Linked DNA regions of Homo sapiens: region 2 is linked to region 1. A link is a contact called in ENCODE Hi-C or POLR2A ChIA-PET data. All regions are on one chromosome and are shown on one strand. Each heading gives the region's core, a stretch centred on a gene start or an enhancer-like site at or near the end of the contact. The rest is flanking DNA. Distances are from core to core; before and after follow the strand shown. Region 1 overlaps DMD (dystrophin). Region 2 overlaps DMD (dystrophin).

Region 1 (5,149 bases), core at 1,602-4,101:
TTAAACTTGGCAACTATATAGCTGAAAAATGATAACTTCGGGCTATAAGGAAATGGAAGCCTTGGTTTACTTTCATTCATGCATTCATCTCATGAAAACATATTGAACCATGCTGTGTGCCAGGTTTTGTACTAAGCATTGGGGATACCAAGATGAAGGGAAAAGGCCTAGTCTCTCTTTCCAAATAATTCCACTTCTAAGGCATTTCTTCTCTATCTCTGTGTAAGAACCATATGCCAAGTGACTCCTTGACTATCTTATTGCTAGCCTCTGCAGATCCTCTGGTTGAACCCCTTTATTTCTGAAGACCTGGCAGCCAGGGTTCACGGTCCTTCTCTTTTGCCCAGTTCTCGCTCCAATTCTGCATGATTTCAACATTGGCATGGGGGACTCATGCATCATTCTAGCCTCTCAGTTCCTTAACTTGCTATTTCACCTCCATGGAAATTCACATCCACTCTACCTCTGCCACCTACTCAAATGGCTATATCCTAGATCTAATCACCTGAAACTGTTCCACCTTCAAAATAATGTTCATCTATGATTCTCTCTGACCACAACTTCTTGACCTTCAGTTCCTTTACTACTTCTTCCCCTACCTCCCTGAAGAGTTAGCATTTTCATCCCTCTACCTCCTAATTACCAGTTTCCATATGCGTTCACAGCTTCTCCTACCCAACAGGGACTTGTCAGTATCATTTTAATCAATCTTTTGCCCAAATCCTCACTTCTCTTGCCCAGCTGTTCCCTCCCTACCCCAGGACAGAAGCATCTGGCTCCCAAGTGCTAAGCGTGCCTGGGGAAATACCACACCCCTGCAGATTGGAGCTACCGTGAAACACTCAGCCGCCTCTGGGTTCACACAGCTGGTTTTCAACTCCGCCCTCTCTCTTATTCTCCACAAAGATAAGCCCAACTTCATCATCTCCTGCTGTTAACTGCGTTGCAGGGACTCTCCACTCCATACAAAAAATGGAAGCCTTTATAGTAAGACATCCTTCACCTTGCTGCTACCTGGTTTCTTAGTTACCTGGACCTGCCCAGATCCTTCCCTCTACCCCACCCATTACAGTGGAAGAGAGGTATCTCTTCCCTCCCTTGGGCTCTGGATTACCTGCCCGTATTCTCTGAGAACACCCATTATTTATCATCTCCTCTTGGGCCAATAATTGTAATCTCACCCTGTCTTCTCATACTCATATAAATACATTCCCACGAATACTATATGTTTGGCCTGCATTTGATTGAAAAAAATCCACGTAAGTTGACCCAAGCAGTTCAAACCCATGTTGTTCAAGGATCAATGTATACACACACACACACACACACACACTTATATACACATATTGTGCCACATAATGACATTTCAGTCAACAATGGACTGCCTATATGACAGCGAGCCCATGAGATTACACTATTATATATTTTTACTGTATCTTTCTATGTTTAAATACGTTTCGATACACAATACTTACTATTGTGTTCCAACTGCCTACAGTATTCAGAACAGTCACGTGCTGTACAGGTGTATAGCCTAGGAGCAATAGGCTATCCCATACAGCCTAGGTGTGTACTAGGCTATACCATCTAAGTTTGTGTAGTACTCTCCTATATTGACATAACAACAAAGTTGCCTAACAACACATTTCTTAGAACATATCCCCATTGTTAAGCAACACGTGACTGTACATACATTTCCATTAACTCCTCAGCCCCCTCCAACTAGCTACCACCCCACTCTTCTCCCCTTCATAAGTAAATTTCTCCAAGAATCATTCATACCTTCTCTAATTCTCCACTTTTGGTTCACTTTTGAACTCACCACACCACTTCCACTGTGCCTCTAAAATCTCACCAAAGTTACTAGGGACCTTCCTGTTGCTAAGTCCAATGGGCATTTTCCGCAACTTTATGCTGACATCCCAGCAACATCTGACCCTGGTAACGGGTTCTTTCTTTCTTCCCATGGAGCATGTGGCATCATAACCTCTTGGAATTTTCCTTCTTTCCTCCTGGCCATTCCTTTGCAGTCCCTTCTGTAGGTTGCTTATCCTGTGTCCTAAATAACTTCCCTTCTCACGCTACACTTTCCTGGAGCTATCCAATCCTCTCCCCCGTTACAAGCAGCACCTACAGGCTCATGATCCCTAAACGTTGTTTGTATATTTCTCCTGAGCACCACAGCTCCGTGTCTAACCTTACCAGACAAGTCCCACATTCACCTGATATTCCAAGCCAAGCACCTAAGTGTCTTCCTTGACTCCCTTTCACCCACCACATCAAGCTTGTCCAACCTGTGGCCCAGGATGGCTTTGAATGAGGCCCAAATGAATTCGTAAACTTTCCTAAAACATTTTTTTTTTTTTTTGCGATTTTTTTTTTTTTTTTTTTTTTTTTAGCTCATCAGCTACCGTTAGCGTTAGTGTATTTTATGTGGGGTCCAAGACAATTCTTCTTCCACTGTGGCCCGGAGAAGCCAAAAGATTGGACATCCCTGCACCACATCAAATGAATCACTGAGGCCTGTCAAATCCACTTCCTAAATATTTCTAAATTCTCTCCACTTATCTCCCTTACTACTCTGCTAATTCAAGCCACCACATTGCTGGTTTAGATTACTGCAACAGGTTTTTCTCCTGTCACTCCCACATCGCACCAATCCATACTCTGTTCCACAGCAAGAATCATCTTTCTAAGCGACAATCTGATTATGTCACCCCCAGGCCAAATCCCCTGACCTCTAAATTCCTTAACTTGGGTTTTAAAAACCTTGCACAATCTGCTTCCTGCTTCTCTCTCCAGCCTATTATTTCACAATAGATCTTTCCCCTGGAATTCTGTGCTTTAGCCATACTGACATATTTTCAGTTCCTGAATGTGTCATGCTTTCTCTGGGCCCTTCAGCACATGCTCTTCTTTCTGACTAGAACGCTCTTCCTAGAGAGAGAGCTGCTTACTCTTCTAGAGTTACCTAGCTTAGACATCACCTCTTCAAACAAACATTCTTTGAATCTCATTCCACACAGTTAGCTGTTCACATAGTACCCCATTGTCCCACTGTTGCACAACTAAATATATGACATTGAAATGGTCTTGGAAATAGAGACAAGATCACTTTATTTTTTTAACCAACTGTAGACATTCTTAATACATTATACATATATTTGCTTATGTCTACAAATTTCATGAACATCCTGGTTATCCCTTGTTAGACTGTAAGTTCCATCAGAGCAGAAACTGTGCCTGTTGGGCCGGGCGCATTGGCTCACGCCTGTAATCCCAGCACTTTGGGAGGCTGAGGCGGGTGAATCACCTGAGGTCAGGAGTTCGAGACCAGCCTGACCAACATGGTGAAACCCCGTCTCTATTAAAAAATACAAAAATTAGGCCGGGCGTGGTGGCTCATGCCTGTAATCCCAGCACTTTGGGAGGCCGAGGAGGGCGGATCACAAGGTCAGGAGATCGAGACCATCCTGGCTAACACGGTGAAACCCCGCCTCTACTAAAATTACAAAAACAAAATTAGCCAGGCGTGGTGGTGGGTGCCTGTAGTCCCAGCTACTCCGGAGGCTGAGCCAGGAGAATGGCGTGAACCCGGGAGGTGGAGTCTGCAGTGAGCCTAGAACGCGCCACTGCACTCCAGCCAGGGTGACAGAGCGAGACTCTGTCTCAAAAAAAAACAAAACAAACAAACAAACAAACAAAAAACAAAAATTAGCCGGGCATGGTGGGGCATGCCTGTAATCCCAGCTACCTGGGAGGCTGACGCAGGAGAATCACTTGAACCTGGGAGGTGGAGGTTGCAGTGAGCCCATATTGCGCCACTCCACTGCACTCCAGCCTGGGCAACAGAGCAAGACTCCATCTCAAAAAAAAAAAAAAAAAAAAAAAAACAGAAAAAAAGAAAAAGAAACTGTGCCTGTTTCATGGGCATATCATCAATGCACACAGACCCTCAGACAATAGTAGAGTTATACATAAACTATTTGATGACATGATAGAGCTGTGTAACACTTCAGGATTTTTCCACAGATGTATGATAAAAAAGGAGGAAAGCAATTCTGTCATTTTTCCTCTACCACTTCATTCATCTGCACGTTAGCATTCAAGCTAATAAACCACACATGTCTATGAAGTTTGGTTTAGATCAGATAGTCATAGTCTTCTAATACTAAGTACATTTTGTAAAAAGAAAAAAAAACAAAGGTAGAACAAGGATTGTGCAAGTTTCACAAAGGTAATTATGGATGCCGATGCCAATGCCAGTAGTTGGAAAATAAAAATTCTCAATATCTTAATTCAACATCAGTAGCTGAGGAATGGTGACAGGAATGATTCTAAAAATAAAACAAAACATTCTAGGCAAACTCTAGGCCAAGGATACATTAAAGAATGAATTATACATTGCAACAGGAATTGTGACAGCTGTTTCTCCCCTCTCTAAGTAAAAATGTACCCAACCTACTTTTTATTCTAAGCAAAGACATAGTATCAAGATCTTCAAATACTGGCCAATACTTACAGCAAAGGGCCTTCTGCAGTCTTCGGAGTTTCATGGCAGTCCTATAAGCTGAGAATCTGACATTATTCAGGTCAGCTGAAAAGAGGGAAAACAAAGAGCATTTGTTATTCCATCAGAAATAACAGACAACCCACCCCCGACGCCCAGTGATTTGCCAATAACTACAACCACCACAAAAATAGCCTAGAAAACATATAGTGTGTATACGCCAAGCTTTCGGAGGTGAAAATTCTGTTAACGTGGGGAAAAGAAAAAATAATTCCTTTTGCCCTTTGACAACCAGGAAGGCTAAGTTCTGTGAAGACTAAAGTGGTATAGCCTGAAGGGCATTCATGTAGTCCTGTTCCCAAGAGGAAAGAGATGGACAGGCATTATTTTTTTCTAGAAAGTAATCTGGATCTACTGTAGTGAATCTTTTCTGCACAAGATTAAAGAGAACAAGAAATACATTATTTAAATAGCTATAAGACCTTAAACAATCAAGTGGCAATATAACATTTTTTCTGACTGTAGAAGTTATACATGCTCACTTTGGGTAACTTAGACATTTAACATATACATATATAATCAAATAAATCATCCACAAGCCCATAAACTCAAAAATAGGCACAACTGGCTGGATTCAGT
Region 2 (5,149 bases), core at 1,497-3,996, 110 kb after region 1:
GGATAGTGCTTTATATGTCTATATCGTATATCAAAAGTAAAGATTCAATGAAAACTTTAAGATCACTTACTAAACTTTCAAAGATGGGCAGACTTTCCATAAAGATTTCAACAGCAGAGACAGATGGGCTACATTCCAGAGAGGAAGGTCACAAGAGTGATGAATGAGACCTCTAATGTCTGCCATAGCTGTGAAAATCTTTATGGCTAACTAAAATTCCTAACGAATAACAACCTGTAAATATTATATGAGCTGTCAGACAGATAATGCTGAGCTCTGAGACCATTGCACATGGTGAACAGAATACCACACCATGGGATTTGTCAGTAGATTGCCAAGTCATTTAGAGTATCAGGCTCACATTTGATCTGGGAAGTCAAGAGTTCATACTAAAATTCTTGGCAAGGTGACTGAGTTGCAGAGATAAAACTATATCTAATATCCAGTGCTGATGGCTGCACAGTCACACAAAGTCTAATAGCCAAAGTTGGGCGGCATTACTCATGAAAAAAAAAAAGAAAAAAAAGCTGCTTCTAACCGACTTATAGAAAACTTCAAAAACATCACGGTGATTATTAGAAGAGTAAGAAAGCAATCAAGCTTCCTAAGGTCAGATATAGGAAGATAGATACCTACATAAATAGAGCCATGAATAATTTATGCTCAAGGAATTTTCGAGTAAATTCGAACATAATTGGCTGACTGCATTACCAGGGAACTTTCCTCCAGGTAATGGTGGTTACAGTCTTTGGGCCATCTGGGTTAAGTCAGGTTACTAACAAGTCAATGCAATATCGCCAGGTGCCTTTACTGTCTCTGCAGATGTACTTTTAAAAGACGACAGGCAGTCCACACCATTTGCTGAACGCTCTCTGTGTGAAAGGTATTGTATTAGGCACCAGGGAAATTTCAAGGAAAGTAAAATTTGAAACCTGAGACAGTAGGGAGCAACTCAGATATTAAAAACCAAATGATCATAGATGGGATGTACATCCATTAGAAAGCGAGAAGAGTGAGAAAGAACTAGCAATTAACGCAAAAAGAGTATAGGAGAGATTGAATTTGGGGCCCATTTTTCACTCAGTTGTGAAAGAACTAAACATGTATACCTTAGCCATGGCCTCATGGTGAGCGCAGTGTGCTTCCTAGCTCCTTGACCTTGGCTTGCTTGACCATGTGACTTGCTTTAGCAGATATGATGTGAACAGAGGCTTGTCACACTGGCAATCTGCCATGAGAACATGCCCCAGGTTGCTTCTGATCCTTTAGTCTGGGGCTCACAACCCAACACATTTAGAAACCATCTAAACTGAACTCACAGCCTAGAGGCGAACCCAGGCATGCTTCAGTATGAAGTAGAGCTTTCCAGTCAAGTTTTATCCAGATCACCCGAATTACAGTTGACCTGTAGACCCATAAGCATGAGAACAGAAGCTTTATATTCTTGTATAGTAGTTATATTGTGGCATTATTGTGGATACAGCTGACAGAGAGAGGAGTAGAGAGAGAAGGGGAGAGGGGAAACAGTATCATAAAGATTAAAGAATAAAAAATATCCTCCAGCCAAAGTCTCTCCCATTTGTTACTAGCCACTGCCTCTACTAACATGCAAAGATTAATGGGGATTATCATCCTCTTTGGTCTGTGCAGTTGAGACGTGTGGGTTGCTATTCACTGGTGTCTGGAACCCCTTTTCTAAGGCTGATAATCCATAATAGTTACAAGTATGAACTTGAATATGTTAGTAAATTGTTCTAGTCTCAGTTTTCTCTTCTGTGAAATGGAGACAATAACAGTCCTTATTTTAAAGGTTGGTGTGAGGATTAAACGGGTTAATCTATGCAAAATGCTTCCTCTGTGTTAAGAGCACAGAGCGCTCGATACTTTTTAAAAATTCCAACTCCTACGTTTATAATTATTTTCATCATTAATGTAGCTAGTTATCAGGATATTTATCTCATTCACGAACTTACTGCCAATGTGAGGAATCCCAGGGTAACCAGGAAAGTGACAGAGACTTTCCATGGTTCTAGAGTTAAACTGACTGTTAACCACCAAAGCATGGGACCAGGGAACTAGTTAAGGAAATAATCTTTCTTCCTCTTTTTCTAGCCATTTTCTGACTCTTTAAAAAATGTTACGCGGTTCTCAGAGTAATAAAACATGAACGGAGACAAATCTTCCTCTTGGCATTCTGATGCTGATGTTTACTATGAAAATCAACTGTGTTTTATCATTATATACTATATTAGTATTGCTTCAGAATTCAAAATAAATAGCTAAATATTTTTAGAAATAAATAAAACATTCTTGTTTAATTTCAATTGTTGGTTCTGATTTTTAAACTAAATTTTTACATAACCAAGCTTACTATTTTTTTTCCTATTTAAATTGGTGTGGGTGATTCATGTTAATGGAATTCTCTGACCTGAAGTTATGTGCTGTCTTGTTTAAGACATAAGCCTTGCTGCCCCCGCCTTTTTTTTTTTTTTTTTTTTTTTTTTGCCTGAAGATAACAAGGTTGTCATGAGCTTTTGTGTTGGGTTCCAGGAATAACTGAAGATGCAGTTCAAAACTGAATCTTCCTCTAATAGATGTATCTGCTCCAGATCTCCTGGACCAAGTCTTTTGAATTACTTTCTTTCCCTTGATAGCTGGTCTAGGTCGAATTCTATAACATGAACTCCTTCACTTTTCACCTCCTGAGAATAAATCCCTTCTGTCCCTAACTCACACCATAAATGAGCTCATTTCATTCCATTCCTCTTCGATTTTTTTTTTCCACAGACATTTCCTGCTCAGACTTTTTCTTTCCCTATCAAATTGCCCTCATGTTGACTAATCCTTCAATTATTCTCTCTCGTCTGCCTATTTCTATCTCATTAAAACATTAGTGCTCTCTAAAACCTATATTTATATTCATTATACATACGTAAGAAATCCCTTTTCTGAACAGAAGGGCGGTAAGGAGACTACACACGAAACTGGAAAGGGAGATATTCATCTTTTTTTTTTTTTTTGGATACAGAGTCTTGCTCCGTCACCCAGGCTGGAGCGCAATGGCGCGATCTCGGCTCACTGCAACCTCCGCCTCCTGGGTTCAAGCAATTCTCCTGCCTCAGCCTCCCAAGTAGCTGGGATTACAGGTGCCTGTCACCATGCCCAGCTAACTTTTGTATTTTTCAGTAGAGACGGGGTTTCACCATGTTGGTCAGGCTGGTCTTGAACTCCTGACCTCAGGTGATCCACCCACCTTGGCCTCCCAAAGTGCTGGGATCACAGGCGTGAGCCACCGCGCCCGGCCCGAGATATTCATCTTATCAGAATGGCTAAGTAGAAGGGAGAAACTGATTTTTCATCACTGAATGCATCTTGTGACTCTTGCTAGGTGAGATCAGGGACCAAGCAATTATAAACATTCTTTGCTAAGTTCCTATCAAAAGGAATACCCTCTACTTTGGATTTGCATGTAGCCTCAGGGACAATATGCGTTAATACTCAACTAGATAGAACATCTCCTTTCTCTCACTGTGGAATGGATTCCTCCCTTCCATTCTACTCCCATTGCACCCACTATTTACTACCACTGTAGGAGGTCATTTTTTATAGGTCTGTCTTTTGTGATTGGTATTTAAATGTCCCAAGGCAATAATTCTCTTTTTATCTTCATATTTCAGGTGACTCGTTTTTGTTAATAAATATAGGAATGAATGAATGAATACTACAGGCACAGTAAGTAACAATGCTACAGGCACCATGTCACTTCTTAGCTCAGAATTCTATGACTTCCCTTCTCACAAAGCATATATGCCAAAGGCTTTTAACGATAGCCAACCATAGTTGATAAGACCCTTCCTCGTCTGGCCCTTGGTCACTCACTGACCTCCTATCATTCACCATCTTTCTTCCTTGGCTTCAGTCATACTGGCTTCCTTGCTATTAATATTTCTCAAACCCTCTAAGCATGCTCCATCTTGGATCCTTTACTTTTACTGTTTCCTCCACCTGGAACACTTTGTCCCCCAATATCTGACTGGTGTACTTCCTCACATCTCTACTGAAATGTCACCATTCCTGACCACTCCACTAAAAGGGTCCCCTTCTCCCATCCTCTAGCCCCTTTAGCCTGCTTTATTCTTTGTTTTTAAATCAAACTTATCATGACCTGATTGTCCATCTTCTCTTGTTAAAATGTAAGCTCCACAATAAATAAACTTTGTTTTATTTACTGCCGTTTCCCCAGTTCCTAGATCAGAGTTTGATTTACATTGGTCATTCAACAGACATTTGTTGAGTAACAAAGTGAATCAATTCTTAACTGACTGAAGATAAAGTGAAGTTCATTAACTCTTTCTGGACATTAGACTAAGCACCAGGCTAAGTTCTTTCATTTTATTAGACTGGGAACAATCTTTTAAGTGCCCAGTTATTCATTCAATCAAGGCATATCCTGCATCTAATATGCAAGATGTTGTGTTAGATGCAAAATTATTTTTAATAAAAAAGTAATGCAGGCCCTATGCCCTTAAAGTGCTCACACTCCAACATATTTCCTTTCAAGATCTATGTTACTGACCATCTTACGTTCTAACTCTTGCCTGTCATGGGCATGTATGCTGCTGAGCTTAAGGTTTAAGGTAAGAGATTCATGTAATTTTATGCTGTCCCCAAAGTCCTTACCTATTAATGGAGATCATGAGGTTGGACACCTTAAATAATAATAATCACTACTTATCCTGAACAAAATAATCAACCTCATTATGAAAGCAAGAGTAAATCAAATTACCCAGTGACTGTAATGGGCCTATTATAATACCTTTTTCTTAGATGCTTCTAAATGCCTGTCAATTTCATTGCCCCCTCACAGATTGGCTTCCTCCAGGAAGCCAACTCTAAGGCAATGATTAGAGAGCAGGATAGACAACTGTGGAAGGGAAGTGAAAGAAACAGGAATAGAAATAGGGAGAAGTCAAGGTGAATGCAGACCCAGTGACAGTCTCATTCAACCCCATGGGAGCTCTTGAGCTAGAATGTTAATGTTCTCCTGAGTTGGGCCAAAATGGCCAGGTCATTATTCCCCTACACTGATCAGGAAGAGCTGCCCCTGTAAGGGGTATGATCTTGGGTGAGGCAGCTGATGCAATTCCTG

The links. A loop is a pair of places that touch in the nucleus more often than their neighbours do. ChIA-PET counts read pairs that join two places held with the same protein, here RNA polymerase II (POLR2A). Pooled maps may share reads with other maps.
Region 2: a loop to region 1 is called in a map of endothelial cell of umbilical vein, with 3 times the contacts of the local background. The contact joins two enhancer-like sites. A Hi-C loop is called at or near these places in 2 of 168 maps with a recorded cell type or tissue (ascending aorta and endothelial cell of umbilical vein), 4 of 37 single-sample maps with no recorded cell type and 7 of 50 pooled maps. POLR2A ChIA-PET finds 5 or more read pairs at or near these places in 3 of 52 experiments (BJ, Caco-2 and OCI-LY7).

What each region holds. Positions count from the first base shown.
Region 1 is chrX:31,218,525-31,223,673 of GRCh38, forward strand. It overlaps DMD (dystrophin), which reads right to left. Exons shown (of 79, transcript NM_004006.3): 64 at 4,523-4,597. Among named protein-coding and RNA genes, the nearest start is that of FTHL17, 150 kb to the left of the region's middle. Within about 2 kb of position 2,852, at least 4 of the 41 ENCODE cell types and tissues checked have a DNase peak (open chromatin) inside an H3K27ac peak, as active enhancers do; they include endothelial cell of umbilical vein, where a contact is called at or near this core.
Region 2 is chrX:31,330,930-31,336,078 of GRCh38, forward strand. The region is part of intron 61 of DMD (dystrophin); the gene reads right to left. Among named protein-coding and RNA genes, the nearest start is that of FTHL17, 260 kb to the left of the region's middle. Within about 2 kb of position 2,747, at least 3 of the 41 ENCODE cell types and tissues checked have a DNase peak (open chromatin) inside an H3K27ac peak, as active enhancers do; they include endothelial cell of umbilical vein, where a contact is called at or near this core.